2 separate regions of the Homo sapiens genome follow, and region 2 is linked to region 1. A link is an interaction called in ENCODE POLR2A ChIA-PET data of the cell type or tissue named here. Cell type or tissue: Panc1. All regions are shown on one strand. Links, peaks and the distances in the headings refer to the core of each region. The heading gives the core; the rest is flanking DNA. Region 1 has its middle 140 kb from the start of LINC00448. Region 2 overlaps LINC00448 (long intergenic non-protein coding RNA 448).

Region 1 (16,288 bases), core at 5,018-13,017:
TATAATTTTTTTGTACTTTTAATGTACATTCTAATAGGAACATTTGATTGATTACAAAAAGAAACTATAACACAAATGCATCACCTCAATTATGCCCATGAGCTAGATTATCTACTTTATAGGCATTTTTCCCCCTACACACAGTAATTTGACATTATTAAACATACACACAAATTCTTGAATTTGGACACTTCCCTTGCTTAATACACACATTAATATACTTTATATTTTAAAAATCCTAAAAATAGACACCATGTGTTTCTGCATTGGTCATTTATTTAGGCCTTATATGTTAACATTTATTAATGAAAATATTGTTAGTAACACATATCAAGCATGAAATGCATGCAATTCTTTCTTAATCCCTTTTTGTAACTAGCCATTAACTTTAGAGATTTTCCCACTATCATAATTTTGATTACCTTGATCAGAGGCAGAAAAATGAACAAAGGGTTAGCACTTGAAAAAATGTATTCCTTCAATTTACTGAAATAGATTAAGTGCTTGTTATATACAACAATAGCCTTAACATATATTACCATAAAATGATACTGAACTTTCTTGTTTTTACTAACAGCAAGGCAGAGTACTAAAGTACAAGCTACATGAGAGCAAGGATTATATAACCTTGACTGTCCCTTCATATGTGGTGCACAGTAGAGGCGCTGTGCATATTTCTGAAATGCATGAATATTTTCTAATCAATCACGAGGAGCAAAAGAACCACTGTGTGTTCTCTCTCACAGCAGTGTCCTTACTGATCACCAGAACAATGTGGGTTAGTTGGATGGAATTTACATTCCTACATACACTATTACATAAATCTGTATACCATGATCAATTTATTTCACCTTTATTATTCCCTAAAATAACAAATGTTGGCATAATAATGTTTTTTTCTCATAATTTCTTTACCATAGAACCACATGTGAATCAAATGAACCCAAATCCATGATTTAGTTGTTACCAGTCAAAATAGTTTTATACACAGTTTAAGAAGTTATAAAACAATTCTGAACCATATTCTGTAAACAAAAACTTCTGTTTGTGTGATCAAAGTATGACCTACCCTGACTGACCTGAGACCTGTGCAGTCTCTCCATGACAAGCAGTTCAGCAATCAATAACAGGTCATAGAAACTAAAGTTCAAGGATTCTACATCTTGATGTGTCACATTTGTTCTCAGTTTTAACTTGGCACAATCGTAGTTGGATCTTAGTTTTTAACTTTCACAGATAAAGTAGAAAAAAATTTTTCAATGTATCACGTTCAAATACACACAGAGACACATATACTTATCTATCATATCATAGTGTCTGAATGTGGTCAGGATAAAGATGATGCATTTCAATACAAAAAACAAAATAGGAATACCATAAGATTGATACTAAATTTTATAAAACCTAGAGGTAAATATATTCCACTCACATCTGGACTTTAATTTATCTATTTTTTTTCTAAAGTTAACCAAAAAATATCACTTGGTGTATCATTAATTACTTTGATTATTCAAAATAAATACAAAGACAAAGAAGAATTCCAAAAAAATGAGATGACTGATAAAAGAATGAAATAAATTTTGGGTAAAGATGATAATCTGAATGAGTGCATTTTTAAAAATCAGAGTAAGTATTACAGCTACTTAATTTTTAATTTTTTTCAGTGCCATGAAAACTATTCATTTAACTCTGCTAAGAGTAAATTAAAATTGACAACATTTTTCATTTAGGAACCCTAAATGACCTTTCCCAAATATGCATCAGAGTTAAGCAATTATGTGACACACTACGTATCTAATGTTTGCATTGGCTCAGTTGTACAATTTGTTATGCCGACAGACACGATTAAGCTCTTTGGGAGAGCATTGTTGACACAAACAAGTGAAAGTTTTCTTTATGCTAAAAACAGAAAACAACAGACTAAATGACAGCCTAAGAGGAAGTCATGACCACTGGCAGTACACTGTCACTCACCTTTCCCTAGTGAATTAATTTGCCATGAATATTGGAAACAGCATTCTTAATGTCAGAAACAAAACCATTAAACCATCATCCAGAGAATGGACAGGGATTATACAGACATCTAGGAACTCTAATGCCACAGTAATTATAATCTTAAGTAACTTCAGTGGCTCAGGAGATTTGCTCATCTGTTATTTTAACCGATGGACATCAGTCTGTTAAACCTGTGGGCCCTGTGTGACTATTTAAACTGTCAACAGTCACAGGAGAATCAAAAGAAGCAAAATCTAGTTGTAGAAAAGTTTGGTTTACCAGAAATAAAGACAGAAAATATGTAAATATAGATACATAGATGAATGGATAGATATAATAAATATTTTACTTCATTCAGTAATTCTTTGATCATCTATCCTTTCATTTACATGGCCTTTAATACTACATTAGGACTTTATTAACTAGTGTTTATGACTAATATAGTAGCTTCCTAGAGAGTTTACTTGAGTATGTCTCTATCTCCTTTTACCCTTTATATCAAAACCACAACAATATTCCAATAATAGCACCAAGAAAAAGGAATGTCTCCAGACCTCATGATTTGGTGCAGGTCAACCTCTCTACCCATGTTCTTCATTTTGTACTAACCACGATAGCCTTAATGTTCTCCTTTGATTGATTAGACTTTAGACAGGCTTCTGCCTGACTCTAGGCCCCTGTTCTCCCTTTTCTTAGAGCATTTACTTTAGAAAACTTAACATTTTAATTTTTTCTCTCTCCATTGAGATATAAATTTTCTTCCAGCCTAATGCTTGTTTTATAAACCCTGTTTTAAAACCTTGTTTTATAACCCTTTCTCAAAGACATAGGAGTCATCCCTTTGAAATGTAATTATCAAAGGCAGTCTCTGTCTCCCGGCCTCTGTGGGAGGGTAAGAGCCTAACTTCCCTAAGCACTAAGTAGCAAACACAGAGGGCCTAATCACATGGACCAATATCCCTTCTGATGTTCTCTTATGCTGTAGAACAACCCAGCTCTTAAAAAAAATATTTAAAATTCTCCTGCCTTTTCTTTAGGGGAGTTGAATTCCATTTTTCTCCTCTATTGCAATAGTCTTGATCTCTAGCATAACAGTCTTTAATAATAATCTTTAATAAAGTCTTCCTTGACTGTTTAACTCCAAGTGCATTATTTTCTTTGACAGCACTGTATCTTCCATTTCTCATTCCTCTTCATGTGTCCATCCTCAGTCTCTTTTTTGAGATTTGAATTATTCTTCAAGACCTGTATCAAATGCATTTCCTTTGAGTATAACCATCTAAATTGAAATTTCCTTGGAGTTGGAGGGTGAGACTCGCTATGTTTTGTTTTCAAATGCTTAGTTTCCAAAAATGTAAAATAAGATAAATAATTTTACCCTACATGAATTAACCATTCTCTTTTATAATACTCAATATTTTAATGAGAGATTGAAAGAGTGGAGAAAGCTGCCCTTTTTTTTGCCCACCAGTTAGAAGGGCATTTCTTCAGTTTCCAGTCTTCACATGTTCACTTGGAAAAGGGAAGAAAAACTCAGTTAGAACACTGTGAAATTTGTCTTGCTGAAACATTTTTAGTTACTTAAAAGACGAAGAAGACTATCATCTTCCCTCTCACCAGGCAACTTCCCTTCAAATGACTTTGCAATGTCACCGAATACAGAACTGTGCTGAGCAGGGAATAAAAACATTGAAGTCTGTGAAAAAGTGCTAAACAACTCCTTGACATTTTGTGTCTGGCACTGTAAGGAAGTTTACTTATGAGAAAAGTTTATTGTGATGCTCATCAGGCATTGAATGTTCTATTTTTTTCCAAACAAAAATGTATAATTCTGTGCAGCAGCATACATGTACATCTGAGTAGAAAGAAATAACACAGTGGGAAAGAAGGGCAAGAGCTAGAGAGGGGTTATTTGCTGTTTCTCTTTCATTTTGAGCTTTGACAAAAGAGAAGGATTAAATGGAAACAAAATAACATTATCACCAAAAATTTGAAAATGAAAGTTTGAAAGAGAACAGTAAGATCTTACTAAAAAGAGTTTCCTTGAGTCTTCTAATACTCAACATGCAATCTGTTTTCACATTGTCTGAATCTACCTAAAATATATCACAAATTGCCCACCATGTGCCACCATTACGACCCTACACCCTGGCACCACCCTCCCTCAATTGGACTCCTGCAATAATTTCAGAGGTGCCCCTCCTGCCTCTTCTCTTTTGTTCTTCTAAAAACTATTTGTTCCCTGGCAGTAAAAGTCACCTTGGTGAAACAATGTTATGTTTTCAGTAAAAGAGTAAGCCTGTCACTTTCTTGCTCAGAACCTTCAAATCAGTTCCCCAAAATCTCAAGCACATGACCATACTCTAAAAGGCACTATGTGATCTGTCACAAATCTGCTTCTCCAATATTATTGCCTTTCATTCTCTCTACCAGGCCAACTCAAATAAAACTGTACTTACTGCTATTCCTCCAAAGCAATTGCCTGGAATATCCCTTAGAGATCTCCATGTGATCCACTCCCATACCTCAGTTAAGACTCTGGTCAAATATCATTATTTTAGATTCTTCTAGAATCTCTTTCTTCTTCACAAGCCACCCTTTAACACATGACACTCCATTGTTGTTTTGGTAGCACAATTTCAACCTGAGATAATAATATAAAAACAATAAGAAGATGGCATCACTTTGTAGTCCCACACTCTAATGTCTGCTCCTGTTTATGCCAAGAATAAAAACCACAATATCTTGTGTGGAAAAAGAGGTCATACATGATAAGAACCCTTCCCATATCTATTAATTACTCATCACACACTATTCTATCTTCTCGCTCACTCCTTTCCAGCCATTCTGACATTCTTGCAGGCTTTGAGCATTAAAAAGCTGGAGCCTTATATTCATTCTCCATTGAATGGCTTATTTTTTCATTATATTCAGGTATAGCACCACTTCTGTATTAAAGCCTTCCTTGATACCAGTATTAAAATACCACTTCACAATACTTCCTATTGCCTAACCTTTCTTTTTTATGTTTCATGCATTTGTAACTGCTTTATATGTTAAACATCAAGTTTCTTTGCTGATTTCAATGGAATGAGAGCATAAACTTTGTTTCTCTGGGTTATCATTGTATTTTTGGCTTTTAGGAACAGTGCCTGCCACATAATAGACCCTCAGTAAATATACTGAATGAGTAAATTATATGTATGTTCAAAAGGCATTTTCTTTTAAATGCTACACATGAATGACTAACAGAAACACACCAAATTTCTTGAAATTGTGTCACTTTTGAAGAATCGCATATTTTTTTTATACTGAAAAGAAATTTGACTTGGCTCCTCCCTGGACAATTCAATTTACTGTGACATTTGATTAAGAACAATAGATAACATATAGCTTCAATGAAAAAATAATCTGTGGTATTTCATTTCTGAAATAACATTGTAAGGTGCTAGCATAAAGAAGGCAGAACAAATAGCAGAGATAAGATTCTTGACATTCAGGTTCTTTTGTTCTCTGTTGATAAATATAATATTTGATTATTCACTTATATCAATATCTCCAATCCACACCTCTTATCTAAGCTTTAACTTCTTAAAGTTCATATCCACTTGATTCTCTTTTAGTTATCTCAACATATACATATCAAAAAGGAACAAGTTATTTATCTTCCTATTTTCATCCTAACTACTCTCCTCGTTTTAATAATTTTTTTCTTCTGTGTTTTGTTTTGTTTTCCTATCTTAATGAAGGTCACTTACTATCATGTAGGGTGAAATTCCAGGAGGATGGGCAAAGAAAATTCACTCAAGAGGCCAGGCACGGTGGCTCACATCTGTAATTCCAGCACTTCGGGAGGTGGAGGCAGGCAGATCGCTTGAGGCCAGGTGTTTGAGACCAGTCTGGACAACAAGGCGACCCTGTCTCTACTAAAAATACAAAAAAAAAAAAAAAAAAAAAATAGCCAGGTATTATGGTGCGTGCTTGTAATCCCAGATACTTGGGAAGCTGAGGACTGAGAATCCCTTGAACATGGAAGGAATATGTTGCAGTGAGCTGAGATCACGCCACTGCACTCCAGCCTGGGTGACAGAGTGAGAGTATCTCAAAAAAAAAGAAAGAAAGAAAGAAAGAAAATTCACTCAAGAAAAAAACAATATTGGAAAACCATAAACAGGTGTTAGTAATTTCCATATAATATTAATGTTAATATTTTAATATTTTCATATATTTATTTTTTAATACTATGTTTATGTTTGAGGAGGATACATTTATCTGGGGAATAAAATCCATTGCTTTCATTATCTCGACAAAGAATTTCAAGATGTCCTAAAAGAAAAAGGCATTCTGTATGCTCTTAAATGCAGAAAGCTCTTAATTTTATATTTTATACTCGAAGTCTCACTTACCCTCTGACACACACTGTGTTTGCAGGTGTCTGTATAGTCAGTGAAATAAAGCAACAATCTTTCTATTTAAATATAACTACCTTTGCATTAAAAGTATAGATCTGATTTTGACACCTTCTAAAATCATTACAGTGGTACCCCAGTACCCTCAGGATAAGGTTCAATTTCAATTTTTATTCCAACGAGAACTTCATTCAATTTTTTTCCCTGATATTGTACATGACATTTCTATTTAGGTAAAGTCATTTTTTTTTTTTACTTTTTTCTTTCCTCTCAGAATGCCTCCACATTAAGTTAGAAGCTTCTTGCTAAATACATCCAGAACTATCCTGTATTTCTTTCAAAATATTTCTCACTTTATTGTAACTACTTATTGAAATTATTTGCTTTCTTTTGGAGTTGGATTTACCATGAAGAAAATAAATCTTAAGCCTGCATGTCTTTTTTTTAAGGAGGCTACTTTCCAGGGCCTGGTTATCGAGTACTGATAATTAAAGATCTTTTAAAATTACACATGAAATCTAAAATCACTTGAATTTTTGTAGCTGACATGTTAAATAATCATGATCAGAGATTTACTAAATTTTTCAACAATTCTAAAATATGTCTGATATTGCCAATGAGTTCAGAAGCCAAAAGAAACATCAGTAAACTATGATAAAGTACACTCTTCCTGAAGGAAAGACTGAATTGTATGTGCGCATTTTATTTTTTAGACATACTCTTTTAAGAATAAATTCACTGATTGCCAACCACAGCAGTCAAATTATCCTTGCAAAGTAACGATTACACTCAAAACACTTCTCTCCTCCAGGCACTGAGGAATAAATATTGGAGGAACAGTAATCATTCTACTTCATTATAAATTAGAAGACATAAGGCAAGGTTGTGAGTTATGGGTTTCCTGCTCCTCTGTGACCAAATCTCTAGTGGCTCCTCTGGAAATAAATATTATTTCTTCCTTAGGAGAACCATTCGGGGTGTTTGTTGTTACACAAGACTCAATATTGTGTACAAATGAAGCAGATTCACCTGGTATATTTGTTGTAATATAAATCCAACTTAATGTTCTGTTACTGGAGAGTGTGAGAGTAGATGATCAAAAATAATTCAACAGGAACTGCTAGGATTATAAATAATCCTATTTTGATCACAAGTTTAAATGAGACTGGCTCCAGAAACACTAAATAAAAGTAAAACCATCCTTCTTGACTTGTTACACATGAATATCGTAGATTACTAATTCCAGTTTGGATTAGTAGAAAGTAATTTGTTTTCTCAACAATTATCACCATTATCATAATTTTAAAGAGGCCTCTAATAACTGGGATCAGGATAAGATTTTTACCTGGGACTAAGGAGAAAGTAGCAAAAGTTAGGAAGTTAATAAGGAAAAATGAAGATATATAAATTACAAACTTTCCTGTCTTTTAATGAAGATAGACCATGTATTTCCCTCCTAAGTCAGCAGGTTTTTCAAGTCTAATCTCATATGTAGCTGCTTGTCAATAAATGTTTTATGAAATAGATGCCTAATACCTAATAAAAATACCTAAAAGAATGTGGGTATATGCTAATATTTATTCAAATCCCAGTTTTTACATCTAAAAAATGGACAATCTGAAACAGCTCATGCCCTATATTAATTCTATTACTAAAATTTTGTCAAGTACTCTATAATGTAGTATGTGTGCAATTTACAATATATCAAAGTAAATGAGTTGCAAAACATGTAGATTATAAATACACACATGTGATTTTTAAATTTTACACATACGTATGTGGTTCTATATCTACCTGGCAATTGCAAGTTTTATCTGGAAAATTTTCAAGTTTTTATAACGAAAATGTAAATCTGAAAAGTTTAAAAAAATCAATTTATTTTATACCAAAATTCTGGATACTTGAATGCATGGGATTTCAATATGATTTTTAAAGATTTTGTCAATAAGTTGAAATTGTATAAAGAGCAACTAAAATACTTTGACCTCTAAGCAAAATAAACAGAATAAAAAGTCAAGTAATCAGAAATCCATAGTATTTAAGAGGAATAATGTGCACTCAATAATTAAGTAATATGCATTTTTTCAAAGCTTTGTGATGTTCAAAATGAGTGAGAGCCTATAAAAAAAAAACCCGTGTGGAATAAGATGACAATATGTTTCCTTCAAAATAACCAGTTTGGAGCAAGTCAAATACATCCATTTCTTAAAGAAGTTTTAAAATCAAAATTTTTAACAACTGATAACTGGTGTCCAGAGTCACCCATTCCCCAAGAGGAATGATCTCTTCTTCCCATTAAATCACACCATATTATGTGACAAAGCATATGATGTGTTAGTGGCCACATGCTGACTGAGCAGCTGTACAAAATGAATTAATATCAAATTGTGAAAACATCTAGAACTGCAAACTTTTAGAACATTTAATGAAAATAGAAAGATGATTGTGTCGGTTATACAATTAATCAAATATAATAATAATTTTAGCATATTTATAATTAACATTTTGTATTTTGTATGTTGTGTTTGAATGATGAATTGTTTTTCATTATAAGCATATTGCATTATATATTTCTATTCCATGACCAGTAAGGTTTTTTAAAGTGTGTGAATGTATCAGATGGCAATATAAAGAAAAATGTAATGGAGAAACATAGTGTTAGCTGTGATTATTGACTTAATATGAGTTAAATAAGATCCAGGATTCAAAGACTGTCTTAAAAGGGAATCAACTGATATCAAGGGATATTCATGGTATTAATTATAAATATTTTAATATATATATCATTGATTTCTGTGATAGTTATCAATTTACTACCTCTCAGCTCCAAATTCACTCTGCAATATATTTTCTGTGATAACAGACGTATTTCCTCTAAATATTTCTTCTTTATATAGACTACAATTTAATCTTCCTCAGCAAAGGTCACTGGAGGGACATTGCAGGAGAAAGGAGTGCGCTTGCATTTCCAGAGTTGCACATTTTGGTCTGTGATATGGGCATCAGAACTGCCCCGAGTACACATCTAAAAGTATAATCTCTTGGCATCCTTGCAGCCCTGGCTCAGGCTGGTCATCATCTCACTGCAGCTATCTCACCACAGACCCTGTATGCTTCATGGCTTCTGCAGATTCGACGTTTCCTACGCTTACCTGCCCCAAGGCCCCAGAGCTTTATTTCCCATTTTTCTTGATGCTGCAGCCTTAGCAACACCGTGTATCTCCCAACATAAACACCATGCATTTGAGGCTTTCTGCCTTCACTGGCGCCCCTTCTCTGAATTCATCTGCCTAACCACTGGCTGTGGCTTACCAGTGGTATCCCTCCTGTTTTCTAGGTAATTTGTTGTTCCCGCTTGCCCCACAGTTGTGGATGAACTCTAGGCCAGGCAAACCAACAAAGTTTTCTCTTATATAGAATCCTGTAACTACACCTCTGTGGAGATCTAAGCCCGTTTTGGTAGTGGGCCCCCTTCTAAGTATGACTATCCCTGTGCAGTCTCCCTCAGCTCTAAGATACCATGTAAATATTTCTTATACCTTATAATTACTTTTAATTAAAAATAAGTGTATTATTATTAATTACGTGGTATCTTAGAGCCATGTTTATTTTTTATATTAAAATTGCCCTTTTTATGTCACTGCATGGCTTCTTGCCTGATTGTTTGGACTAATACAAAATTGGTATCAGGAGTGGACTTAAAAGACTAGTCCCTAAAAATGGAATTTGGTGTTGGTTTTGCCCTTGAGCTTAAGCACAGTGCTGAGCTCCTTGCCAATGGAAAATAAAATACTAGTAATCCCTGACATGCAGTGGAATCTTAATCAAGCTATCACTGTGACTGATTATGATGAAGTACCAACTGATCCATGTATCTTGGAAGCTCATGTGGCTGTTGTACGTGACTGTTTTGGTAACAATGATTATGTAAAGACCATGATATAAGATAGATTATTTTGGGGCAGGGTGCGGTGGTTCACGCCTGTAATCCCAGCACTTTGGGAGGCGGAGGCAGACGGATCACGAGGTCAGAGACCAAGACCATCCTGGCTAACACGGTGAAACCCCGTCTCCACTAAAAATACAAAAAATTAGCCGGGCGTGGAGGCGGGCGCCTGTAGTCCCAGCTACTCGGGAGGCTGAGGAAGGAGAATGGCGTGAACCTGGGAGGTGGAGCTTGCAGTGAGCCGAGATAGGGCCACTGCAGCCCAGCCTCAGTGACAGAGTGAGACTCCTTCTCAAAAAAAAAAAAAAAAAAAAAAAAAAAAGATTATTTTGAATGAAAGTAGCAGTAACTTATCGTGTTTTCTAAGAAGATACTCCTTTTGTTCTTGAAAACACAATGATAACTTCATTTGTGGAAGACGCCTTATAAGTAGATTCCCATTTTACTCAAAACCCACTACAATTTCCCTGTTGCTATTAGATCCATAGCTATTTCTCAAATATGAACATGATCTGGGGAAGTTGCTATATATTATAACTTAGGAGAAAATAACTTAAATATCAAGATAATTACGAGAATTCCCTAATATATTTTGACAGAAAACAGAATATGTATGGTGATGAAAATTAAGGGTGTTGGACCAAAGAGGAAAGGATGTAATAGTAGATAGGGCTGAATTAATTGATATGGGTGTGTTTACTAAACATTATAGATTTAATGTCATGTCCATTATTTTTCAAACTTTGCTTCTAAATTGTTCTCTTCCACCCTCATCTGAAACTCCAATTACACTAATGTTAGAACTTTCTCCTCTCCTACTTATTTCATATATTTTCTAACCATTTTACTTTCTGTGCTTTGGTTAGAATATTTTATATCAACTTTCTCCAGTTCTCTAATCTGTTCCCTTTTCCAATTTGCTATAAAATGTATTGACTGAGTTCCTAATTTCAATTTGTTTTTCTGAATCCCATATTTCTTATTTGATTTTTATTTTTCCTGTTTAGTTTTCTAGCATGACTCTCTACATCTTTTTTTTTTTTGACATGTGAGTCATTTTGTATTTAAAGTCAATTGCTGATAATTTCAATAACTTAGTTATCTTTTGGCCTATTTTCATCACTTTTCTTTTCCTTCTTAATCCTTGATATTTTAACATTGGACATTGACTATGAAACTTTTACAAGGCTCTAAATGATTTTTTTCTTCTTTTATCATCCTATTCTCTTGTAGACAGATACAGTTAGGGCATATTACATGAACTTGTTCAAGGCTGTGCTGTAATGTTGCAAACTTTTGTTTTGTTTTCTAAAGTTTATGTACATAGGATTTATTTTCATTTCTAGGATAAAGCCCTCCAAGGATCACGACTGAAGATGTGGATGACTCCAATTCTGTGTGTCATGGACTCAAATTTTTATCTCCTCCATATGGTGAGAGTGCCTCTTACACTGTCCTTGACTTGGGGGCAAACAATTAAATGAAAAGTTAACATCGCTGAGCCTCTCTTCTCACTGATATCTTAGCTACTAATTTTTTTTCACTTTCTTATCATTTCAGCCTCAGTCTGTCAAGCACAGTATGATTGTAAGAATAAAATCTGCCATCCTCTTTCATTTTTGGCAAATTTTTGGTTTATTGGCCTTTGTTCCATGTCATTAATTGGCAAATGTTCCAAGGGAAAAAAAGGTCCCAGTGATTGTTGGTTCAACTCTGTAGTTTATATTTTTCTGGGATCCTACCTTCAAGTTATGATTTCTTCGGAAGATTTTCTTTATATTTTTAATATTATTGTGTATTTTAGCAGATTTGCTTTTTTATTGCTGTTGTTCTGGTTTAGATTTTTCATCTTCCATAAGCTATCCTTCACAGATAAAGCCAGAAGTCTCCTGTCATGTTACTTACATACATTTACTGTCTAGACAGCAAATTAATTTAGAGTTAAGACAACGTCTACATTTTTACTTTTTTATCTGAACTATCTTGTCAGTCTATAATAGGATTTAATTATATGTGTTGGGGGGTAAACCTGGACTCAAGGAAATAAAATAGAACAGTGATCTAGTCAGAATGACGAGATAAAATGTTGGCGTTGTATGAGGTAGTGACATGGGGATGGGCAAAAGTGGTAATTAGAAACTTTTTAATTGTCTAGGTGTGCTGCTGAGTATGCTGCTCACAGGAATCATAAAAATTGTTTTCCATGGGTCTTAGTACCAGGAACATCTGTGCTTCTCCCGAATAACTGTAAGAAAAATTTCACAATATGGATGCTGAACTTCTCATAATTTATTGTATTTATTTCTGATTTGGCTATTTAAGAATTCACAAATAAATAATAGCTTAGCTTTAATTATTCAGTTGTGTATCTTAGAATGTAATTTACAATTACCTTTATTTTTGCTTTCTTGTTTTTTTATATATATAAATTATATAGCAAATATATCCCTTCTGTGGTATTAAATATATGTCTTGGTAGGTTGTTTTAAATCCTATTTTGGTAGAAGTGAAAGATAAACTAAAAAATACATACATAAATTTAAAATCCAACACAAATAGAATGAGGATCTCCTCCTGAATTACCTTTTTTATAAACCATGGGCATAATTTACATGAGATAGTTTCAGTAAGTCAGCAGTAAAAAAATCCAAATAAAATGGCCTGAAGGAATAAGAGTTTTATTGTCTCACATTAAAAGTAGCTCAGGGTCAGAAATGATATAGTTTTTTTTTGTTGTTTATTTGTTTGTGTTTATTTGTATTGTTCTTTTGCTGTTTCTACATCATCAGGGTTTCAGTGCAGCATTTCAGCAATTCCCTTGACTTGTTCCTTCTTTATTCATGATGGCCATACATCAATGATTGTATACTCACACAATGACATAAAAAAGATAGGAAGGACATTTCTCTTTTTAATACTAGGAACATAAACTTTCTCATGAGCCCATAAAAAAGATTTCCTTTTATGAGTCATTATTTAGAGGAGTCAGATTCTCATGCCTAAGCATACTACTGGCAAAGCAACTGTCATTTACTGATTAGCAGGATTGCTGGGGAAGGTACCTATGAAGCATAACATTGTGTAACACATTTTTTAAAATTAGGGTTCTAATACCAAGAAAAAAATGACAATTGAATAGAAAAAAATAGATGAATAGAAAAAAATGGTGTCTTCCAAACTCCTTTTTTTGAATTATGATACGATACATAATACAATATATTTTTAGGTTCAAAATGTAAAGTGTCAGTCACTCATTCATTAAACAAACAAACAAAAATCCCTGGGTATATAATTTGTTCCAGCTATAGTTCTTAAAAATAGAAATAGTGTAGTGAACAAAGAGTTAAATTCCTGGGATCATAGAGGTTACCAATCAGTAAAGACAGAATAAAAATGAAAAAGAAAAATTGGATCGGTAATATATAATTAGAAGCCTGGGTGCAGTGGCTCACACCTGAAATCCCAGCACTTTGAGAGGCCAAAGCAGGAGGATTACTTGAGCCCAAGGATTCAATACTAGCCTGGGCAAGTTAGCAAGACCTCATCTCTACCAAAAAATAAAATAGAAAAATTAGCCAGACGTGGTGGCATGCTCCTGTAGTCCCAGCTACTCAGGAGGCTGATGTGGGAGGACCTCTTGAGCCCAGGAGGTGGGATTGCAGTGAGCTAAGATGGCACCACTGCATTCCATCTTGGGAAACAGAGCAAGACTCTGTCTCAAAAAAAAATATATATATATATATATATTTTATATATATAATAATTATATATATAAAATATATATAAAATATATATTATATATAATTAGATGATGAGGTGATGATGAAGACTAAATAAAACCATAAATGTATGTATAAGATAAATATGTATATATAGGATAGCCAGAAAAGGCACACATAGAAGGAGACATTTATTGGACTCTTGGAAAAACTGAGTGGTCAAATGGAGCAGATGTTTTTCAGAAAAAAATAAAATAGGAAGAGAGAACAAGTGCAAAAATTTTGAAGTAGGACCATTCCTATACCCTTTGAGAAATACTGAGATCAGTATGACTGGAATGGAATAGCCAAGCAAAAAGAAGGAAAGGTCAGAAGGCTTTGTAGGCTATTATAAGAACTGGCTTTTAACCTAAATGTGATGAAAAGCCACTGGAGAGCTGAGTAGGGAAATGATACAATCTATCTGAAATCCTAGAAGAGAATCATTTTAGCTGCTATATTCAGAATAGATGAATGAAGGCAAGAATGAAAATAGAAGAATGGGTTAGAGAGCTATTTCAATAATGTAGGTGAGAGATGATGGTGTCTTGGACTCAGGTAGTTGCAGAGAAAGAGGTGGGATATGATCAGCAAATCAGAAGATTTTGCTGATGGATGGGATGTGCAGACATGGGTGCAGGTAGCATGATTTAAAAATTTTACAAATATTTGTGCCTAAGAGATTCAAAGAACTTATTTTTCCTCAGCCTTCGTATTACTCCCTTACTTTCAAATTATAGCTAAACTTTCTAAACTTTAACTTTTTCTCATATGGATGTGAACTATTCTTTTTCTGGGTTTTTAAAAAACATTGCTATTTCTCCACCATCTCATAATAATATTCTGAATTATATTATATTTATTTGTTATTTAGTCTACCCCTATTTATAAATAATCTACCTTGATTTTTAAAATCAGAGCTCGTGAAGAGAAGGAACAGTATCTATCTTTCACTCATGCAAATAATAGATTTTTCCTCAGGCAATATGCTAGGCATTGGAGGTATAGATATATATAAATCAACATAAACCTGCCTTCATGAAGCTTGTGCATTGTGTATAAATACCCCTTCTTTGTGTTCACTATGTATCTGTTGAATTTGAACGCAGTATACATTTTTAAAAATATATTTTTATTGTTATTTACCAATTTCAAAGAAAAAATGCTGACAAAAACATCTTCCTCCAGCATGATTAAAATAAAATCCCATACATGGAAGTATATTTCATGGGGAAGAATATACAACATTTCTATTTGATTTCCTGAAACTGATACAAATCATTTCAAACTGCTGAAATATGTCGCACCAACACTGGTAAATTATGGGCAGTGTTCGATGACCGATTGTCAAAGTGTAAAATAAGAGACAACAGTACTGTTCAAAGTCATCAGGCTCTGTTCCTTGGTATTTGAGTTCCAAGCTGACTATACTTGCAAAGGTTGTTTTTAGTTTGGAGGGAAAGTATGTTTTTTTAAATATACTTCCACAACCCATATTTGTGTTTAAGTGCATATTTCTGTTTAAGGATGTTTATTCCAGTTCATTTTCACTGCAATTTATGGAACTTATTTTGCCTAGATTAAAAGGAGAGGCAAAGGATGAAAATTTAATATTATCATATGAACATATGTTTTATACTTTCTGGGATATGGCTCAAGACTAAGACAATAAATTTCTAGCCCAGCTTTCTGGCTTCAAAGTATAGCTTTGCCACTTACTAATTATCTGACCCTGGTAAATCATTTAAGTGCTCAAGACCCAAATTTCCTCATCTATAAAATGTAGATAATAACAATTGTTTTTAAAAATATTTTTCTCTCATAGTCTGTGTTATGGGTTGAATTGTGTCCTCCAACAAGTTATGTTGGAGTCTCAGTTTTCAGTATCTGTGAATATGACTTTACTTAAAAATAAGCTTTGCAGATATAATCAATAAAGATGTGGTCATTAATGCAGGTTATAACTCATCATGACTGCTGTCCCTATAAAAACAGAAAACATCATGTGAAGACTGAGATGCACAGAGAGAATATCATGGGACAATGGAGGCAGGGACTGGACTCATGCAGCTGCAAGTCAAGGACTGCCAGAGACTGATGGTGATACTGTAACTAAGAGAAAGGTATGAGATAGATTCACTCCTAGAATCTTCGAGAGAAGACATCTCTGCTTATACCTT
Region 2 (16,288 bases), core at 5,570-13,569, 48 kb before region 1:
GACATCTTTTACACTAAATCTCTTTCTAAAATTATCAAATCATTCTTTGCTGGCATTAAATTCTCCAACTTTAGATCCTTCACCTTCCTTTTACATTAAATTGTCATGAAAGGACTTCACTTTTTTTCAAATTGTATTAAAGTATATAGGTATGCCTTTCTTACAGCAATCCCATACCCACATAAAAGCTGCATTTTCAGTATGAGATGAAAAGATATTTTCAAAAAGCATAAGATTTTCATGCTTGGTGGTGTTGCTGCAGTGACAGCTTCACAAATTTTCTTTTCTTTTTTTACAATGGTCCCTATGCTGGATTTATTTATCTTGAAATGGCAGACAACCACAGCTGCAGACCTCAATATATGATACCTATCAAGCAATTCAAGTTTTTTCTTGCAATGTCATGACTTTTTTCTGCTTCTTGGGAGGACTTCCAGCATCACTAGTGGCTCTTCATATGAGTCCCATGGTGTTATTCAAAGTTTATGGTATTGCACTAAGCGCAATGAAAAATACATGAGCGCTGTGAGAGATCCCTTTTTGCTGCAATATATGATTACTAGAAAGACAAACTGCTCACATGAAGACAACTAGCATGTTGTCATGGCATTTCAGTAGATACTAGCAACACATGAGCACACCGCAATAGCAATAGGAGATGTCTATGAAATTACCACAGTACTGCCTTATCTAATAACATATGTGGTACATAATGTACCACAGTAGTACATTATGTAATATCAAACTGCTCACGTGTAGACAACTAGCATCACATGGCCTTTTTGGTAGATACTAGCAACACATGAGCACACTGCAGTAGAAACAGGAGGTAGCTATGAAATTATCACAGTAGTACGTTATGTAATACCATTAATTTTATGCCATTACAATTTCATACTTCATTTTTTTGTTTCTCTACATTTTTCTCAATTACAAATGCAGCCATGAATAGTGTGTATGTGAGTGCATAAGTTTTGATAAAGTTTAACATTTTATAATAAATTTCTGTATATTTTCTGCCAGTAAGTCATAAAATAAACTAGTATCTACATACATTTTATGCATTTATAACATGCCTTATTCTTATTTTTAAAATATTTTTAGGCAAACTCTCATCTGTGAGGTTTTCGAATTGTCAAAAATCTCCAAAAAATTTTCCCATATATTTATTTTAAAAATCCACACATAAGTGGACCTGCACAATTCAAAGCCATGTTTCTCAAGGTTCAATTGTGTTTAGCACTGTTGACAACGCTCTTGTTTAAACATATGTTGCTCAGAGTTGTGATGCACACTGCTCACCTGGATTCTTTCCCAACTGGCCACTTAATTTCAGTCATCTTTTGTAGGATTAGCTAATCCTTATTCAGAGTTCCTCATTGTTTAGTTTTAGGTCTTTACCTCTTTGTACTCCATGCACCGAAATAAACAACTCAGCTAATTCAGTTATTGAGAAAGAGTCATATGGCTCCAATTAAATGCAAAGTGTTGTGACTGTAGTCTTGCAAGGTGTTAAGGAAGAATAAAATATGGATATATTTATTAATTAGCCACAATAAATTATAGCAAATATACAAATTATATTAATAGGATGTTTAGAGTATAGCCCAAGGAGTTACAATTGGCTCAAACATGTCTGAAGTTTCTGAAGTCAATTATCTAATAGAAAATGAAATGGTTTAGCAGACTGAAAATTAACTAGCAACCAGTTGTCAGGTTTTTTGTTGTTGTTGTTATTTACTATATACTAACAAGAAGAATTACCTCTTTACGTGATAAGATATATAGAAAACTGCAGGAAGCAATTAAGTACATTTCTACTGACTAGATAAAAAGGAAAACCTAAGTTTGATTAGAACAAGTAATTGTGACCATTACATAAGATTTTTGCTGCAAGCTACTGGCCCTGGATTCTTTCAATGTATGAGGTTGATTTGGACGGGAACTAGAATACATTCATCAACAAACAGTGAAAAGCAAAAGAGAACCTATGTGAAGTCTCTTTCCACTATAGCATTATCATGTTTTAGGTAGTGGAAAATAAATTGGAAATTACAGAAACAAACAACTTTTGGATGTGTCTGGTTTTGTGATGAGGCGTTGAATATAAAAAATAAACAGCAGGCACAAAATAAAAAATAAAAAAAACAGGATTGCAATTAAAGTTATTGAGGAAAAGAAAATGATTTAAGCCTGAGACTCCATCTTTCGTCTTGTGACCCTGAATTTTCATTTTATAAGGAGGTTCATGAAGTACAAGAAATATACATCTACAAATCATACATTTTACTGATACAAATAATGTGTATGTAAAACATTTTTGTGAATTCCATGTATCTATTTTTCTGGAAAACGTGAGTTGATTTTGCTAAACTTTTATATCTGCAGCAATTATATTGTTGGAAGTGATAAGCAGATGTAGTTCTGACATTGTTTCTTAATGTTTTTATTTACATTAATGAATAAGGTGAAAATAAAACAGCAAAGACCTTTGTCAGAAATTCAGTCTTTTTTTTTTTGAGATGGAGTCTCCCTGTGTCGCCAGGCTGGAGTGCAGTGGCGCAACCTTGGCTCACTGCAACCTCGGCTCACTGCAACCTCCACTTCCCAGGTTCAAGCGATTCCCCTGCCTCAGCCTCCTGAGTAGCTGGAACTACAGGTGCGCACCACCATGCCCAGCTAATTTTTCTGTTTTTAGTATAGACGAGGTTTCACCATGTTGGCCAAGATGGTCTTGATCTCTTTAGCTCGTGATCCGCCTACCTCGGCCTCCCAAAGTGCTGGGATTGCAGGTGCAAGCCAACACGCCTAGCCAGAACTTCACTCTTTCTTCAATTATAGGACTGTATGTTCAACAATTTAGCATAAATCTTCACAAGCCTAAATATCTACTTTTTGTTTTATTTTGTTTACAAAGTGCTCTCATACTTGTTTTTAATCTTTTAATTTTTCTTTTAAAAATGTGAATTCTATATCAGTAAATATCTACCCCATTATGTTTCACTGTGTGTCTGGAATTGGTTCCTCACAGTGAGTGTTAAAGTTCTTAAAGATGGCGTGTCCAGAGTTTCTTCCTTCTGGTGGGTTGGTGTTCTCACTGACTTCAGGAATGAAGCTGCAGACCCTCGTGGTGTGTTACAGCTTGTAAAGGTACTGCTGACCCAAAGAGTGAGCAGCAACAAGATTTATTGTGAACAACAAAAAAACAATCCTTCCCCAGCATGGAAGGGAACCCAAGCAGGTTGCCTCTGCTGGCTGGGGGGCCAGCTTTAATTCCCTTATTTGGCCCCACCCACGTCCTGCTGATTGGTCCATTTTACAGAGCACCGATTGGTCCACTTTACAGAATGCGGATTGGTCCGTTTTTACAGAGTGCTGATTGGTGCATTTACAAAACTTTAGCTAGACACAGAGCACTGATTGGTGCATTTTTACAGAGTGCCGATTGGTGCATTTACAAACCTTTAGCTAGACACAGACCGCTGATTGGTGCGTTTTTACAGAGTGCTGATTGGTGCATTTATAAACCTTTAGAGAGACAGAAAAGTTCTCCAAGTCCCCACCCAACCCAGAAGCCCAGCCAGCTTTGCATCTCAATTGTTTAATAATATGCAGATTCATTATTCATCTTAATATTCCATTATTGATGGATATTGGGTTATTTCTGACCTTATCTCTATTTTTGATCAGAATATTTCTATCACTATAAAACTTATACATTAAAAATGAAATAAAGGGGCCGGGCGCGGTGGCTCATTCCTGTAATCCCAGCACTTTGGGAGGCCTAGGTGGGCGGATCACGAGGTCAGGAGATCGAGACCCTCCTGGCTAACACGGTAAAACCCCATCTCTACTAAAAATACAAATAATTAGCCAGGCATGGTGGCGTGTGCCTGTAGTCCCAGCTGCTCGGGAGGCTGAGGCAGGAGAATGGCATGAACCCCGGAGGCAGAGCTTGCAGTGAGCCGAGATCACACCACTGCACTCCAGGCTGGGTGGCAGAGTGAAACTCTGTCTCAAAAAAAAAAAAAAAAAAAAAAAAAAAATGAAATAAAGGACAAATGAAATAAACAAGATTAGTCATTATTATTAAATATTAATAAGTTGTCTCACTCCTGTGTAATAATATTGATTTTTCACACACTAGATAAATTTTGAAATGAAGTTTTAGTGCTTCTGTATACAACTTGGACTAATATGTATTATTTTGTCTCAGATAAATAGGCCTTGACTTAGTTCACAGAGAGTAGAAGAAACAGGAAGAGAGAAAAAGTAAAACGGAGAGAGAGAGAGATTCTACCCTATTTTTTATAAGCTGATCAAAATAGATAGTTTAAAAAATCATAGCTTTCATTTTCTTTTTTAAAAAGTATTGTGTACTAGAGCTAACATTTAGAAGACCAAGTTTTACCTGGCATGGCTGTTATTACCTTGATATCATAAGGAAACTATTTCACAGATTTTACAACGTAAGATTGTTTTTTATAACTATGCTTTATGCATCATTTGAAGTTAAATGATGCATCCTAGAAATTCTAACACAGGAAACTCTCTCTTCTGTTCAAATATGGCTTGACTGATGTCACCCTGCCTCAAGTGTATTACATAAAAAGCAGAATGCAAAGAGAACAGCTGTCAGGGTGAGAAGTCTGAACACATGTTTGAAAGTAGCCTGGTGCTGACAAAATGCATTTAGTCATGCTCAAGCTTCATGAAATTGAGTTTATTAGATGAGAATTTTAAATCATATGGCTAAGAAAATTCTTTGTATCTAAACAATAAATAAAACAAAGATATAAACCTATAAGAAGATGTTAAGATTTTAATAAATGAGTTCATTTTTTCTTTCAAACTTGCATGTTTTTCTTTTCTAAGAAGCTGAAAATAGGGGAACTCTGATAACTCATTTATTGTACTGCAGTCTGAAATAAAAAGAACAAAGACTTGTTTCTTCTTCTTTCCTACTAAACTTAACAACCTTATTTGTTTTCATGGGAACTCTGTGTGGCACCACAGAGATAATTGTACCATAGTCTGAGATAGGATGTTGCAATCTATAACCCCAAGTGACAACTAGAATTCAATTAGGGGAACAAAAACTGATTTTTTTTCTGTATTAGCATTTGATAGTTTCCTCAGTATTATCCAAGAAGTTTCCACCTTTTTACAGAATAATTAACTCCTAGTAAAATACCTGGAAACCAATAATAAAATATGTCAGCAGAAAATATAATTAACAATCACATACTTTAATACCAAGCCCAGAAAAATACACTACAAGAAAAACAACAGCAACAAAAGAAACTTATAGGCCAATACCCCTGGTGAATATAAATACAAAAGTCCTCAACAAAATACTAGCAAACCAAATTCAATGGCAAAGTAGAAGGATCATGACTAAGTGGAATTTATCCTTAAGATTCAGTGATGGTTCAAAATAGGTGAATCAATTATTGTGATACACTAAATTAACAGAATGGAGGATAGAATCACTTTATCATCTCAGTAGATGCAGAAAAGTTTTTAACAAAATCCAACGTCCTTTCATATTAAAATCACTCAACAAACTAAGTGTAGAAGGGATTTATCTCAACACAGTAAAATCCATGTAAGAAAAGCCCATAGTTAACATTACACTTAAGGATGAAAATCTGAATGCTTTTCCTCTAACATCAAGAACTCTTACCATTTCTATTCAACATAGTACTGGAATCCCTAACAAGGGCAATTAGCCAAGAAGAAATAAAAGACATCAAAATAGTCAAGGAAAAGCAAAATTACCTCTGTTAGCAAATGATATGATCTTCCACAGATAAAATTCTAAAAGCTTCACCAAAAAACCATTTGAAATAATAAACTTATTAAGTAAGATAGCAGAATACAAAATAAATATACAAAAATCAGTTGTGTTTCTAAACACTAACGATGAACTATCCAAAAAGGAAATTAAGAAAAATCCCCTTTATAATTGCCCCAAAATTAATGAAATACTTAGTAATAAACTTAAGCAAAGAGTTGAAACAATTGTATGCTAAAAAGCTACAAAGCATTTACTAAAGAAGATCCAGATAAATGGAAAGACATTTGTATTTATGGATTGGAAGACTTAAAATTTTTTAAATGTCCATACTACCCAAAGTGATCACAGATTCCAGCAATGTGTATCAAAACTTCAATGCCATTTTTTACAGAAAAGAAAAAAACACTTCTAAAATTTATATAAAACCATAAAAGACTCAGAAGAGCCAAAGCAATCTTAAGAAATAAGAACAAAGCTGGCGGCATCACACTTCCTGATTTAGAAATGTATTACAAAGCTACAATAATTAAAACAGTATTGTACTGGCAAAAAATATAGACATATAGAGCCCAGAAATAAATGCGCACATATACAGTAAACTGATTTTTGACAAAGATGTCAAGGATACACAATGAGGAAACTAGTGTCTTCACTAAATGGAGCTGAGGAAGCTGGATATACACATGTAAAAGAATGAAATTGAATGCATAACTTTTACCGTACACAAAATTAACTCAAAATTGATTAAATATTTAAATTTTGGACCTGAAAATATAAAGCTCCTAGGGAAAAAAAGGAGAAAAAAATTATGATCGGTTTTGGTAATGATTTATTGGATATTACACCAAAAGCACAAACAACTGAAGCAAAAGTAGACAGGTAGGTCTATAGGACACTAAACAGCTTCAGCACGCATACACACACACAGACACACACACACACACACACACACACACACAAAATCAACAGTGAAAAGGCAGCCTTCAGAATGGGAGAAAATATTTTCAAATTATGTATTTGATAAGTGGTTAATATCTACACTATATAAGGAACTTCTATTACACAAAAGTAAAACAAAAACAAAAATGATCTGAAAATAGCTAAATCGCTTAAATAGACACTTCTACAAAGAATAAATACAAACAGTCAACAGAGATAGGAAGAGATGTTTAACTAAGCATCTCTAATCATAAGAGAAATACAAATCAAAACCATCATATCACCTCTCATTGGTTAAAATGGCTATTACAAAAACTACCACCACAACAAAACAAAATATAACAAGTGTTATTAAGGATGTAGAGAAATTAGAATTCTTGTATACTGTGGGTACGAATGTGAAAATGGTATAACCACTGAAGAAATTAAAAACTATTTCAAAAGTAACTGTAGTAGTCATCAAACTATCATATGATCCAGCAATCCTATATCTGGGTATATATCCGAAAGAATTGAAATCCGAATCTCTAAGATGTATCTGCACTTCCATCTCATTGTATCATTGCTCACAATAGCTAAGATATGAAAACAATAAAAACCATCTATAGATGGATGAATGGATAAAGAAAATGTGGTATTTACATATATTGGATTAATATTGAGCCTCAATAGGAAAAAAATCCTGCCATATGCAACAAAAATGATGAACCTGGAGAAAATTATGCTAAGAAAAATGTGCCAGTCACTGAAGGATAAATACAGTATAATTCCACTTATTTAAGGTATCTAAAATAGACTCATAGAAACAGAAAGTAGAATAGTGGCTATCAGGAACTAGAGGGAGGGGAGAATGGGGAGTTACTGTTCAATGGGTATAAAAGTTTCAGTTACGTGAGATAAACATGTTCTAGAGATCTGCTGTTCAACATTGTGTCCGTAGTTAACAATATTGTATTGGGCATTTAAAATTTTGTTAAACGGGTCAACCCCATGCTAAGTTGTTCTTACCATGATCTTAAAAGTCACAACACATGATTACTATGCATAAGTATGTAGCTACTAAGCATATAGAATCTATAACATAAATATTAAGATAAATGCATTCTGCCAAGTAGTCATACAGAGATTTATTTGATAATTTATTTAAACTGTGGGGAATAAAGTTGATTGTATTTTTGCAAATTATGAATTTAACATTATCAGATGGTATTTTACATTTTGATTTCTCTAGAGATTAAACCTTACAAGTATGGGATGCTGCATTTTTTATTTTTCTGAAATATTTATTCATTCCATGTGTCCCATTAGAAGAATTGTTTATGCAATGTAAGTCTTGCTTCCCATTATACATTTTTCTTGTTGTAGGCATTCAAGTAATGTTCTTAAAACACCTTTAACAAAAGGTTCCTCATTAATTAAAATTAATGATCCAAGTCATAAAAGGCATTTCCCTTTCCCCATCAGGTCCCTGAGGTCTCACTGAGTGTTATTAGCAAACATTTCATTTTAATGGATGAAACTTCCAACTGGGTTACTTCCCACCTAGCAATTTTGTGGCTGACATATTTGGTGACATGGTTTGACATGTCACTGAGAATAATTTCCCCTATTAGTGTTTATATATTCTTAAGCAAACAAAAACAAAACAAACAAAAAGCTACCTTCCCTCTTCTCACTACGTCCCTTCCACTCTCATAAACAATAATCAGTGCAATATTACCAGGAGAACACTGAAAATTATTCCTCCTCATATTCAGTAAATTGTCCTTATTGTCTCCTTCACATCTGGGAGGTATTTTGCCATCTTACTTAGGGTAGTTCTCATGTAGGGCTTGGCAGCTTTCTCCTTTCCTGGGTTAAGGGTCTTCATTCCTGTGCCCTGAAGCACATTCAGAGCTCTCTTTTTCATTTTCTCAAAGAAGCTGAGGGAACTAGTATATTAAAAAAAAATTCCTGTCTTACATTTTGGAGTTTCTGAGGTATATATATATTACTTTGTAGCTTTTGCTAACATTCCACAAATCTAAAATAATTTATTAGGAATTTGTGATAGAAAAATGAAAAAGAAATATTAATCAAAGAGGGGAAAAGGAGAAAGAAAAGCAGAGAAGAGAAAAAGAAGGTGGAGGTGGAAAGAGAAAGTGTGGGATAAACAGAGAGAAAAAGAGACAGGAAACAGATGAACGAAAGGTGAGAGAAGAGTTGGGGGAAGAAAAGACACCTACTCACACTATACAGTATAATACTATGTTTAAATTTATAGATTTTAAAACCAGACTAGCTGTTCACATCCAATTTTCACTGCTTCATGACTAAAAAGACAGTGAGATATTTGTTCAACTTTCTCTTGCTTCATCTTTCTCATTTAAAAAATGAGAAATTGTATTTAAACTGAAAATTGTATTTAAACAGAAAAAATGAGGTACACTATTACTTTATGGTGAGCATTATTAAATATAGACGCACAAATGTGCACACTCCATGGGCTCCTGAGGAAGGAAATCCTTCAACTAGCTTTGAGCCACAAATACATCAGAAGGTTTTTGTTGATTGATTGTTGATGATTCATAGACACTGATTCATTTCAATTTACTCTGTTCCAGAAAACTGAATGACTATTCCATGCACCTGCACAACACACGATTAGACAGAGAAGTAGAAAAGATGAATCATTTGTCAGGGGATATTCAAAGCTTCTAATGCACATTTCTTTCATTCTACAACCTCCTACCTTCACTTATCTGATATGCCTTCATCTAAGAGTGATTCATTAGATCAGGAGTAGCATGTTCCATGATCATCTTATCGTTGTGTTTTGTTTGTTATACAATCATTTTTACAGAATGTTATTTAATGTGGTTGCCTATATGTTTGACTACCTTGTTTTAACATTTAATATATTGAGAGCGTATCTTAAACACTGGGACATAGAGACTAAATTTCAGTTTCAGAAATGTTCAGTTTTAGAAGTCATAGTACACTCCCCCAACACACACACACACATATATGTATACCTGTAAAGCCTTTATGTTAGCCAGTAGCTTCCATCATCCTAGAGATTTCGGTTATGATGCCCTGAATTTCCTCCTTGTCAATGCACATTGGCTTCTAATTCCCTCTTAAAAATATTGAGAAACTCCAAGATGATATATCCCTACATTTTCTCATCATTTGTAGGCTAGGCTTCATCTTTCTGTGTCCTTGCCCTTTAACTTAACAGCTCTGTCATGAAATTCAGAGAAAGACAAAAACTATATATTTTGATGTGTGCGTATTCAAAAATTTAAAAGTTTTACCCAAGAAATTTTAATTATTTATACTTTCATCAGGTTATTTCTGTTCGATCATGGAAAGATCCCTTAAATTAGAAAATATGTGTCTTAAATCAGTTGGCATTGTTTTTAATTCATTATTTCACACTTTTAAAACCCAAACAAAATAGCTTCTTAGGCAAATAAATCCAAATATTTTCAACGGCTGGACTTTAATTTTCTATGAGAGTTTATCTCATAGAAAAATTATACATGCATACACACACACACACACACACACACACACACGTCTTTCTCATTCTCATTTGAACGCTTAATGTTTACCTTAAAGCATTAAGTAGGCATTATCATACTTTCCACTGAAGAAATTCTTTGAAACTTGCTTAATGGTTTCACAGTCAAAGCAATTATCTCTATCACTGCCTAACTGGGCAGCTTGTTCTCCAGAGCAAAATTAATAGATATCATTTAATGGTCAGAGCTATTTCTAACCTTTCCATGACTCTAGGGCACTGAAACTGTTTGTTCAATCTACTGCACTTACATAAAAAGCTGCTGCTAACAGCTTGGATTTAGCATCAATTTTTGATAACAGAAGGTCTTTCACAGCAGGGTCAGCACACTCAGTGTGGTGCAGTACAATGGCAACAAGAGCTGTCAATATTATGAAAATGCAACTCAGGACACTGATGTTAAAAAATGTGCAGCCTAGGTTTCTTATGGATGTATACACTGTACCTTCATTCATGCTATCACATGTTTTTGAGCTGAAAAGAATATATTACAACATAAATGGAAAAAAAAATGAATGAATCATGAAAACTGTAATTCAAATATGTGAAGAGGAAATCCAAACCAATGAAATCAGAATACGTAAAACAAAATAGTTTGAAATTTAAGTTTTATGTATGTAAATATTTAAGTGTACTTGTTCCTAAAAGTAAACATTTCCATAAATAAAAATAATAATATATATACCTTCTTGACATTTTTTACATTATGGTGACTGTATATGCTAAAATATTTTAAGTCAAAAAATGTAATGGGATATTTCAGCTCAGAACACAATATGATAAAATAGATACAGTACTGGTGAAAAGACCAGCTGTACATTTTATTAGTGCCATGAGAGGATTTCAATAATATTAGCAATAATTTTTGCTACTGTGCTGCATACCAAGGGAGCTGACTCCTCTGAGAAAGATGATTATACTGAGTATTGTTTGAATAAATATAACTATGTTTAAAATATAAATTTTATTTCATTATTAAATAAATCAGTCAATACAAATATAATGTGAATCATTTTTAGATTATGATTTGTTCTAAAATGTTATTGTTCATGGAACAGGTTCTGTAATGCAGCAATATGTGTTAATCTCACATCTACTAATAATAAACAGGTTTTTAAAATATTAGAAAATGTCCTCTGGTCTGTATTCTGGTATTGAATAAATTATAATTATTAGTATCACCAGCTGTATAAAAAATTATAAAAATAATGTAGGCAATGTGTCATCTATAAAAGTACATTTAAATTTACTTTGGAGACAAAAACTTGGGATAGAAATTTATTTTCTAAGGTCTTAATTTTTCAAAAAAAGTGCTCTAAAAAAAGATGAATTAAAATATACCACTGCATAGCACAACAAAACTAGCTACATCCAATACTATCTGAATTCTAATGGAAGGCAGGAATTCAACATAAGCTTTTTAGAAAAGTTATTTAAAAGAGATTAAGTCTAGGAGGAACTAGGTGCAAATACCATAAACAAAAACTTGGCTTTTCTTGGTCTTTATAAATTGAATCCCAGTGTTGAACTCTAACTGTTTTCTCATATCTCTCTCTCCTTATTTTATTCAGCTTCTGTGGACTCTTCCGTTTGGTGACAACTAAGGCTTTAAAATTGCTGGTCTGCAGATGAAACTGCCAGAAGCAATTCTGTTAATGGATCTTTTAAAAGTGGCTTAGTAAAAAACAATATGTTTGTGAACGTTCTTTTGGGTTAACTAAACAAATTATCAACTAAACAATAACTAAATATTACAACAGAAATGTTAAAGCAAATAACAAAATATAACTCCCTTTTACAGAGTCATACCATTAATATTTGCATTTCTTTCTATTAAAAAATGTAAAAAATGTATATCCAATAACTACAAGAAGTATACACTGAACTTTTCCTTGATTCTCCTTGGTGTGAACTTCAAATGTCCTTTTCACTGTCTGAACAGTGTACTATCAGTAATGTTAGCTCTGAGAAGACTTTTAGAATCTTCAAAGACAACATCCTTTTATTTTTATGACAATCAAACGAGCTTATAAATTTTTCATCAGATGATAAAGTGTCAGGTAGCTTAATTGATTTACTGGTTTCTTAAAATAAATAATTGCTCAGAAATTATCATTTTTGCATCTTCACCATAGCCTTATAAATGTCATTTAGACAGTGGAAACAGAAAATCCATTAGTATATATTTAGTTGGCAGTTCTGAATGCTGTATAATATATTTTTAAATATCTATTTGATTGAATTAGGATTGCTTTGTCCTGGTATATTGGAATTACATCAAAGTTATGATGGATGGTGTGCTCTCACACCAAGTCACTTTTCATTGTAAAACCATAATGATTATAATCAAAATCAATTTCAAGGGCTCCAAGCCCTTTAGGATGACTACAGTGGCCAAAATAATAGAAAATTAAAATGATTTAAAATCCATCTTAGCCCTGTGTATCTTAAATATTATACTTTATCACATTATGTAAATTACATATATTTGCAACAGAGTCTAGTTTAACAGCCTCTTATGTCCTCATGCAAGTGATAAGGGTGACATACTATCTACTTTGTAATGAGTGCATAAAATGATAATTTTGTAGGCAAACATTCCCATCCTGCTGGCAGATGGTATAAAGGCTGTTCAAGAACCTTTTCAAAGCAAGCTGAAATAATCTGATAATGAATAAATAGCAGATGCTGTCATTATAAATTTTAGAATATACACACAAAATACATTCTAAGATAGATTCTATTGAAAGCACACTTTAGCCAAATTTGTTCTAGCATATTTATTTTTAGTGTAATCTTCTCACTACTTCACATGGATCACAACTATCAAATACTGCTATAATTATCTCAGATGGTATCCTCAAATGACCTCCTAACTATATTTATCTATTTTGATTATAATCATACAAAAACATGCAGTATTTTTCAATATATATGTTTTTTAATAAAAAATATATTGTGCACTAAAATATAGCTGCAATTCTGACTTTCAATTTAATTCACCCACTTTTTCTGAAAATAAAACTTTAAAGCCTTAAGTAAAGGGTTTATTAGTTTATTCTCATTTTTTAAATTATTAGATAGAAAGCCGACTTGCAAGAATTCTAGAAAGAATTTATCTTTATACTTTTATTCAGAGATGGACTAATTATTCCCATTGTGATAATGTGAATTTTGTCCTTTGGTTCAGTTTTGTTGCCATTTTTAGTTTGACCACTTGCTGTACGACTTTCTATTTTATTTTATTTTATTTTATTTTATTTTATTTTATTTGTTTATTTTGAGACAGGGTCTGGTTCTGTCACCCAGGCTGGATGGTGTGATCTCGGCTCACTACTACCTCTGCCTCCTGGGTTCAGGCGATCCTCCCACCTCAGTCCCCCAAGTGGCTGGGACCACAGGTACATGCCACCATATTGGCTAATTTTTTTGTAGAGACAGAGTTTCACTATGTTACAGCCCAGGCTGGTCTCAAACTCTAGAGCTCAAGCAATCTGCCTAATTTGGCCTCCCAAAGTGCTGGGATTACAGGTGTGAGTCATTAAGCCTGGCCTTTGATTTTCATCTCTTTTAATTCTGTAAAATAAAACTTATCACTTGGCTTTCTTCATTTTTAATTTACCTTGAACCTCAAAGTTGTTAACATGGTTCAAAATTTGGTGATAAATGTTGAGAACCCTTGGGTAGGGAGAATAATGTTCAGTATAGAACATGACAGTGAACAAACATTATAAACACTTTGCCCTGGGTTTGGCTGAAATGATTTTAACAGAGTTTCCTAATCAAATACTATCTGATAATCATATACTGTCTTTGAACAAGCAAAGAAATAACGTATTTTTTAAAACATTTGAAAGGCAGTTTTTCTCAACTAGTGTATAATTTGGATCGAGCTGTAATGATATACTTGGAGGAATTCACTCTTTCAGTTGAGATTTGTATGCTGTACTTCAAACTAAATTCCAAGCATTGCCATAAGTTTCAAATTTCAGTTCATTGTGTAAGGATTGGGAATATGGCAGAATTTAAAAAGTCTCATGAGTTTTTGTCAATTACATTATAAACAAAGCTCTACCTAAGAGAATCCTTTCTTTTGTACTGTGCCTGGAAATACAGAAGCTACTATGTAGTATTTACTATCCAAAGCTTCCTTTTTCAGCAAGAAAAGTTTCCTTCATTTCTTTCATGCTAATAGTTGTCTTTCTCACTTTCATTATGATGTTTAAAGAAAGATAAGTAAATAGTACTTATTTATTGAATACCTCCAGCATATTTTTAAAGGGTTTAGATGAAAAGCACATTGTATGTAAATATTCTATTTGTCACCTTGTCTGATGTAATTTACATTAAAAGTACTGCAGTATACATAGTGGGAAATACGTATATTATTTTTATCTATATTCCAGGCTCAGTTATTTGATTTGAATTATTTTGTGTATAAATATATGGTCCACTAGTTGTTAGCTTTTGAAATATAGCAGGGATAAACAGAACAAAGGTGATTACTTAATCAGTGTAAATATAATTATCCAAAACTTTCCATTAGCATTTGTTAAATAACATTGTGGAGCCTAGAAATAATTCTCTAATGAATGTGTTTGGTCTAGGAGAGATGTCCAAATTTCTACCAAAGCAATGCTGTTCTGTCCGCAGTAGGCAGTTTGTGTGGAGGTCCAGGGGCCCAGCCAGGTACTCTATTTCTAAATTCCTTTTCCCTTTGGTGTGGTCTTCTAATTTATTGTAATCAAAGGAAGGCTAAGAGAATTAACATGTACCTTTTTGTGTGTGTATGCCAGAGGTACATTTTAAGAAGGGCTTTCACATTCTACAACTTGTCTTTTTCCTCTTCTAATTTATGGGTTTACAAAGTAGGTCTATATTCTTCTTCTTTTCTCTTTTCCCTTCTGATTTGCAGGGGTAGATGATGAGATGATCCTTACAGGTTGAAAAAGCCATAGATTTAACAAGCATGGAGGCACTCCCTAACTCTATTGTGTAGGCCCATCATCCTTGCTTGAATGAGGCATACCAATCAAGCAAACCTAGCTGCCAAATACTTTCAGGATATCACGTGAGCGTGAGTATCCCAGGACATCTCTGTGTTCCACCTTCACAAATGTCTTCTGAATAACTCTGTCTATAAACTTCGGTAATCAGAATCAAGACATCACATTAGTTTATATTGTGGAGGAATGTGACTTTCCAGGGGCTTCTCCTAGTCCTAATTGCAGAGAATGTGACTTTATCGAGAGAATTTTACTCTTGTTGTTTTTCATTGCATACTCATAAGTGTTTAAACATACAAAACATAGTCCAAAGACTGGATTTTATTTAAATATTTTTCTGGTTACAAATTACTAAAAGAATGGATGTATAGCTTTTGTGTACATGTTAATAGAATAGGTTAATTATATATATCAAAATCATAAAACAATGTTTGAAGAGTTAATTTAGGTAAGTTCAAAGTAAAATTTTATAAATGTGGGCATGAACAAAAATACTGACTCACTATAACTTGAGGCTGAGAAAGAAGTGGCCATGCTACAACACTGAGTGATATTTAGTGTTTTTTTAAATTTCCATTAAAAGTATGTTAACAATTTCCCAAATTTTAAGTAAGTTGCTTAGATTGCAGTTTCCACAGTTGCAGAAATGTATTTGGAAGTGCTATAAATAAAAGTTTGGCTTAGAGATTTTTTATCTTCTTTTTGAAAATGTTTAAATTTGACCATTTAAGTGATAGTTTTTAAACTCCTTTTAGTGAATTTTGTTTGATAAACTCCCTTGAAAAACATACAAACAGAAAAATATATAGGACAAGTTTTAATAATATAGTGACATTCTATTTCCATTAGGATATTTTTACTCTGAGATAGAAAGGGAGGACAAATTAGAATGGTCTAATGATCTCAACTCCAATTCTCGAAATACCCTTCATTAATCTTTGATAAATTTATCCTAATAGGCTTACAAATAATAATTCA

What was found. ChIA-PET counts read pairs that join two places held together with the same protein. Peaks named below come from ENCODE experiments on the same cell type or tissue, not always from the same donor. Only the 100,000 strongest peaks of a DNase experiment are listed, where the experiment ranks them.
Region 2: POLR2A ChIA-PET joins it to region 1 with 10 read pairs; 3 of 35 experiments call an interaction of 5 or more read pairs at or near these places.

Annotation. Positions count from the first base shown.
Region 1 is chr13:62,650,576-62,666,863 of GRCh38, reverse strand. No RefSeq gene overlaps it. Among named protein-coding and RNA genes, the nearest start is that of LINC00448, 140 kb to the left of the region's middle. In Panc1, for the core only: no CTCF peak of the experiment used is centred there; no DNase peak of the experiment used is centred there.
Region 2 is chr13:62,699,321-62,715,608 of GRCh38, reverse strand. It overlaps LINC00448 (long intergenic non-protein coding RNA 448), which reads left to right. Exons shown (of 8, transcript NR_047029.1): 6 at 14,912-14,993. Among named protein-coding and RNA genes, the nearest start is that of LINC00448, 89 kb to the left of the region's middle. In Panc1, for the core only: no CTCF peak of the experiment used is centred there; a DNase peak (open chromatin) is centred at 9,326.